2 separate regions of the Homo sapiens genome follow, and region 1 is linked to region 2. The links are chromatin loops, found by intact Hi-C in ENCODE. Cell type or tissue: A673. All regions are shown on one strand. Links, peaks and the distances in the headings refer to the core of each region. The heading gives the core; the rest is flanking DNA. Region 1 overlaps TAPT1 (transmembrane anterior posterior transformation 1). Region 2 overlaps CC2D2A (coiled-coil and C2 domain containing 2A).

Region 1 (2,914 bases), core at 238-2,737, 720 kb before region 2:
TATCACTCCTGGGAGCTTCATGATATCATGGCATTTTAGTTCATTTTCAGAAGACCCAAATACAATCTAATAGAACATTACCAAATATACATCTTTATTTGGAACGGGATAAAGCGAATAGAAACATGGAAATTTAGATAAAGTCAGGTGAAACACATGACATAAAATTACTAATATTGCTGGATGTGGTGGCTCATGCCTGTAATCTCAGCACTTTGGGAGGCCAAGGTAGGAGGATCGCTAGAGGCCAGGAGTTCAAGACCAGCCTGGGCAACATAGTAAGAACTTGTCTCTACAAAAAATTTAAAAAATTAGCCAGACATGGTGGCACATGTCTGTGGTCCCAGCTACACCAGAGGCTGAGAGGTTGGAAAATCACTTGACCCTGAGAAGTCAAGGCTGCAGTGAGCCATGATTATGCCACTGCACTCCAGCCTGGGTGATGAGTGAGACCCTGTCTCAAGTAAAGAAAGAAAATAACTAATACTATGTAGGGCTTTTCACATCTACATTATGAGCTACATTACTTTTTAGTTATTCTTTGATCAACAGTGTGCGTCAAGTTCATGTTCTAGCCATCTTTATGTGGACGGCTTTTAAAGACATGTCATGTTCTTAGTGGCTGTTGGCACAATGTGGTAAAACATTAAAATGATAGATAAGCTAATGACTGTATTCCTTCTGGAGTGGTCCCTTCCTTGGGCATTGGTTAGCACACGTATGAGGTATACTAAGTAACAGTGGTGATTTGCCAGTGATCCCAAGGGTCTCTCTTCGGGGACAGTTGTTTGAAGTTCCACCTTGTTATATTGTACAGGCATCTAAAACTGTGTTGCACTCAAGTTCATTTCTGTGTAGCCCCTGTTACGTGGGGGTACAGGGCACATAAAATAGCATTAGAAGAGTCTTTTCTAGACCAGCACGGTGGTACACACCTGTCATCTTAGAACTTTGGGAGGCCAAGGTGGGAGGGTAGCTTGAGGCCAGGAGTTAAGACTAGCCTGGGCAACATAGCGAGACCCTGTCTCTACAAAAAATAAAAAATTAGCCAGTTGTGGTGGCACATACATGTAGTCCCAGCTACTTGGGAGGCTGAGGTAGGAGGATTCCTTGAGCCCAGGAATTCGAGGCTGCAGTAAGCTGTGATTGCACCACTGCATTCCATCCTGGTTGACAGAGCAAGACTGTCTCTTTAAAAAAAAAAAATTCTTAAAGTGTTTGTTCTAAAAACTAAAAGATGTTACAGGGAACTGGGAAATCTTAAATCCTCTGCCAGTATTTACTTTTACTAGTGGTTAATGATCCCTACCTCTAACCTTTTTTAGATATTTTAAGATTTTTTGTAGTGCATAAGATGATTGCTTTCTTACATTAGTTTGAAATACTTTGAATCTAAATTAATTTGAGTATCATTTGAAAATAAGATGTTTTCTTTTTTCAAAGTTTTATAGCTAAAATGACACTAGAGGGCAGCCTGTTACACATGACATTTAAGACTCCATTGAGGATTTCCCCTGCAAACACTTCTTACTATTTCTGCTTTGGATTAACTGAAAAATTAATTTCATGCTATCACTAATAAATACTTATATGTATAAAAACATGAAATGCAGTTAAAATTATATAACTGTTTCAGCAATTTTAAATGATAGGAGTTTAAATGAAACTTAAATTTTCATTTAAATTTTAAATGAAACGGAGTTCAGGCAATTATAAATGCTTTGAGGATAGGCCAGGTTACACAGAATATGAAAATCCTGCCTAATGTCTTAGTGCCTTAAGTATGGTTTATCAAAATTGAGTAATTTGTGCTTACAGTAATATAGGCTGCAATTTTTGTTTCTTTGAGCAATTTAGAAAATATCTCTTTGAGCATTATTTTTAAAGTCACGAAACTTGAAATATTTGATAAGGTAAAAGTTACATAAACAAAGCTATTGTTAATATTAAGTCTAAGACCTTTCAAATATTTTGGAATATAAAAATACTTTTTAGGTTTACCAAATGATTATTTAGAAATAGCCAGATTTTGCCTTCTGATAGCTTTTATTCCTGTGTTTTCTACTTCCATTAAAGATTATTCGATTTGTCTTGCCTGTAGTGATGTCATGTTCCATCCTTTTCAGCAAGCAAAAAGTGCTCTTTCCTTCAGTCTGACTTTATTTTTTTCAAAGAAATAAGAAGAAGTGAAATAGACTGGCAAAGAAGTTGATTGCAATTTTTTAAATAATTTTTTTTTTTCACTCTCCTGTATTTCAATCTTCTTTCTGTAAAAACTTACTGTCTTCCTAGTCTCTTTGTTCTTTGAAATTGTTTTCACAAAAGGGAGGAAACAGTCCATTTGTCAAATTAATCACAATGCTGACGTGAAAACAGTAACTCTTTGCAGACTCTAGAACTGTTTGGTTCAGTATCACATCAATAATGTAAATTATTGCCTTCTTTTTATATTTGAGATCAGTGTTCTCACCTCATCTGTTTGCAGATTTACATCTTGTACAGCATTTGTGAGAAGCTTTTTAAAGCACATAGACCCCCGTGTTCTCTGCTTCATAACTTAATATTTGAACCTATTTCTAGTTCTTCTGCAAACTTGCCATGGTTTTTGACTTAAGTAAAATAAAGACCCTGTCCCTTCACTAAGGCTGAGGACAAGGGTGGTTCTACAGTGCCTTAAGTAAACCCAGCCTTCATCATGATGGCTCATCCAGCAGGGTGTTTTGCTGGCTTTGACCCTGTTGTTTAAGTACTGTTCATTATGAGATGTTGGCAGGGTAATTATCTGCAGTCATATTTGTGTGTGGTGTTTGCCAAGGATGCACTCCCTCCCTAAAAGTTAATGTCTGTCCTCAGTGATCTCAAGAATACTTCACTGAAATAGTTTCTGATGAATTAACAACCTTGAAAAATCTTT
Region 2 (2,832 bases), core at 1-2,500:
CTGTCACCTGACTCACTGTGAGTACCCACCAGGGAAGAGGTGCCAACCCAGAATTTCTCTAGAAATGCTTTTGTGAAATTATCAAGGCGTCCCCAAATAACGTTATTATTTTCACTTTTTCTAGGTAAAATATGTAGAGCTCTGCAGGAATTTGGAGGAAAGAGAAACAGGAAAATCAGTTTGTTCCCAACTTCAAATAGTTTGCAAACAGCAGCTAAAGTGTTACTGGGTAATTCAGGGGCAAATATTTAGTCCACCCTTTGGACACCCCCCAAGAATAGCCTCTGGTTCCTTCCCCACACTCTCAGTGAAGGAAAACAAGGAAGCAGAATTTGCAATAACACCTTTGAGGACAGATAGACTAAAGCTTGCCTCCAAACTCAGACTGACTGTGGGACTTTGGGCAAGTTAGTTAACTTCCTTGTACACTGCTTTCTTATCTGTAAAAGAAAAATAATAAAAAGAGCCCATTTTTTGAGATGCTACAATGTTTGAGTCACTGTAGAAAGCACAGAGATTCTGACGTAAATAGATGGCCCGGGATGGAACTTATTTAAACAAAAAGTCCCCATGTGATTCTGATTCTGGAGTGCAACTACGTTTCTTGCAATGCTCCCAACCTATAAAGTTCCAAGCCTGGCCCATAAATTGCTCAGCATTTGAGAGCTGTTATATTCCCTTCTCCATCCTTGCCCCTTTCTCCTCTTCAGTCTAAGCTCCGTGGCAGCCTTGGCACTAGTCACCCACTTGCTCACTGTGCCTGTGACTGTGGAGCTAAAGGCTTGAACCCTTTTCATCTACTGCCTCCACAGCCCCTGGCCTTGGGCTGCACGGCTGCAGACTGACCCCACAGGAAGGGGTTAAAGCTTCGGAGCTGTGTCTGGCTGTGGGTCTCCTCAGTCCCCAGGAGTGGCCAGAGAGCTAGCCCACGTGGCCAGGCAGTACCTCCCCAACCACCTGGACCCTCCCTTGAAAGGCTGAAAGTGACTCCTCTGCCCAGATTGCCCCGAGGAGTGTGCTGAGCAAGGGGGGAGCTAGGAGGGAGGTCTCTTCTGTCTCCCTATGACCTCTTCATCTCTCCTGGCCACCCCTCTCTGCAGCCCCTTCACGTGACTGCTGGCTCAAAATGGCGCTTCTCTCCCCTCCCTCCCCTGCTGGCATCTTGATTGTTCCAAGCAGAGCTCCCATCCACAATAGCTGCTTCCCTGCCTCCCTTCTCAGAGGACAACTTCTTACCAAGGACTTACCTTGAAAAGATTTACCCTGCACGGGATGCTCCCAGCCTAGGAGGGGAACTCCTGCGGAGAGGTGGGGGAGGATCTGCCAGCAGGCTCGGGAGAAAGGAGTTGGCTTCTGCCTCAAAGACAGAATTTGGGCTTGGAGTTGGAAAAAGAGGGAGTTTCCCAAGATTTGTAATCGTGTACTGCCATCTACTGCCCATCATAGTCCATGGCCTTCAATGAAGCACTAAAACAGGCTCCTTCCATCTTTTCTAGAGTCCTCTCTCAGGAGATGGGAGAAAACTTAGAGTAAAAATGCTCTAAGTATGGACCCCCGCCTTATTGTGAGGCTCATCTATAAGTCTCTGAATCAGGCTCCTGCACCCTGGACCACCCATCTGCATCCCCGCCTCACAGCCCCCCAGAGCAGGCCAAAAGTTGGTACCAAAAGAAGGAAGGCTGCCCTTGTGGATTCTGTATGGCCCTGGGGATGCAGGCGGGTTGTTGATCAATGACAATACGCAGACACAGTTTCTTGTCACTTCTTACCTGTTTCTTTCTTGGCTGTCTTCGAACCTTTGAGTTCTTATTCTGTCTTCCCATGTCTGCATCCTCATCATTTTCAATGAACTCCTTTGTGAAAATGCAAAAGGGAGAGAATCTTAAGACAGGAAGAGAGGTATGACTTTTAGGTATTAAAATTAAAACTCCCATCTTGACCCTGGGCTTCTATCCAGTAATGCTGAGTGTGAGTTGGGGGACAGTTAACAATCTGTGCGGCTCTCATCATCCACTCTTCTCAACATAGACATGTTTTCGAAAAGTCGTATCCATATTGGACCATCATACACGAGATGATGTTGGATCTTCCATTGTTCCAGGTCCTCATTCATGCATACAGCATTTATTGAGCATTTACTATGTTCCATGCTCTTGGGACACAGAATTGAAAGCCACATGCTGTCTGCTCTTAAAAGTTACAATCTAAGAAAGGCGACTAACAAGTGAATCTGCTAGGACAGACATCACAATCATATTAGGGATTTCACCGGTTAAGTTTTTCTGCTTTCCAGCCTTACCAGCAGGAAAAGGATAATAATGATACATGTTACATCATCACAAATGCTTCAAGTTAAAGGAAATTTTGGCAGATTTTTTTTTGAAAAGGAAAACAATCCTTTAACAGCGCAAACTTCGTTTCCTCTTTCCACCTTACGCTTTCTAATATTTTAGTCATAAAATGTTAGAGCTGAAAGCTCTAAAGTCTACGAGCTCTAAAATGTTTTAGTCCTAGAGTTTTATAGACTGGGGCACAAGTGCCCCTGGGTGAACAAAAAGTTGCAAGATAAACAGAACCTCTCTGGGGTACACAAAACTTACTAGATTTTTTTTTCCTAAAATTAGGATTTTTTTGTTTTTATACTGAAACAAATTCGGAACACAAAGTATGAATTTTAAGGATATATAATTTCAAAGAAATATCATGCAGGTTTCTGGGCCAGACCTCAATTACTCCTGACTGCCCTTGGCCACTGGGGTTAGGGAAGACATGAACCGCAATAACAGAGGACGGAAGTGAGGTCGAACGAGAGAATAGCCTTGGTTTGGGCCT

Evidence for each region. Hi-C counts contacts between places; a loop is a spot of excess contacts. Peaks named below come from ENCODE experiments on the same cell type or tissue, not always from the same donor. Only the 100,000 strongest peaks of a DNase experiment are listed, where the experiment ranks them.
Region 1: a loop joins it to region 2, with 2.9 times the contacts of the local background. A loop is called at or near these places in 3 of 110 quality-filtered maps.

What each region holds. Positions count from the first base shown.
Region 1 is chr4:16,197,889-16,200,802 of GRCh38, reverse strand. The region is part of intron 3 of TAPT1 (transmembrane anterior posterior transformation 1); the gene reads left to right. Among named protein-coding and RNA genes, the nearest start is that of TAPT1, 27 kb to the left of the region's middle. In A673, for the core only: a CTCF peak has its summit at 1,450 (motif pointing right); DNase peaks (open chromatin) are centred at 1,492, 2,332 and 2,702; H3K27ac peaks cover 1,152 bases.
Region 2 is chr4:15,477,744-15,480,575 of GRCh38, reverse strand. CC2D2A (coiled-coil and C2 domain containing 2A) reads right to left here. Exons shown (of 37, transcript NM_001378615.1): 3 at 1,770-1,853. Among named protein-coding and RNA genes, the nearest start is that of CC2D2A, 9.3 kb to the right of the region's middle. RefSeq lists an enhancer at 1,024-1,674. In A673, for the core only: a CTCF peak has its summit at 1,442 (motif pointing left); a DNase peak (open chromatin) is centred at 1,375; H3K4me3 peaks cover 1,268 bases; H3K27ac peaks cover 1,398 bases.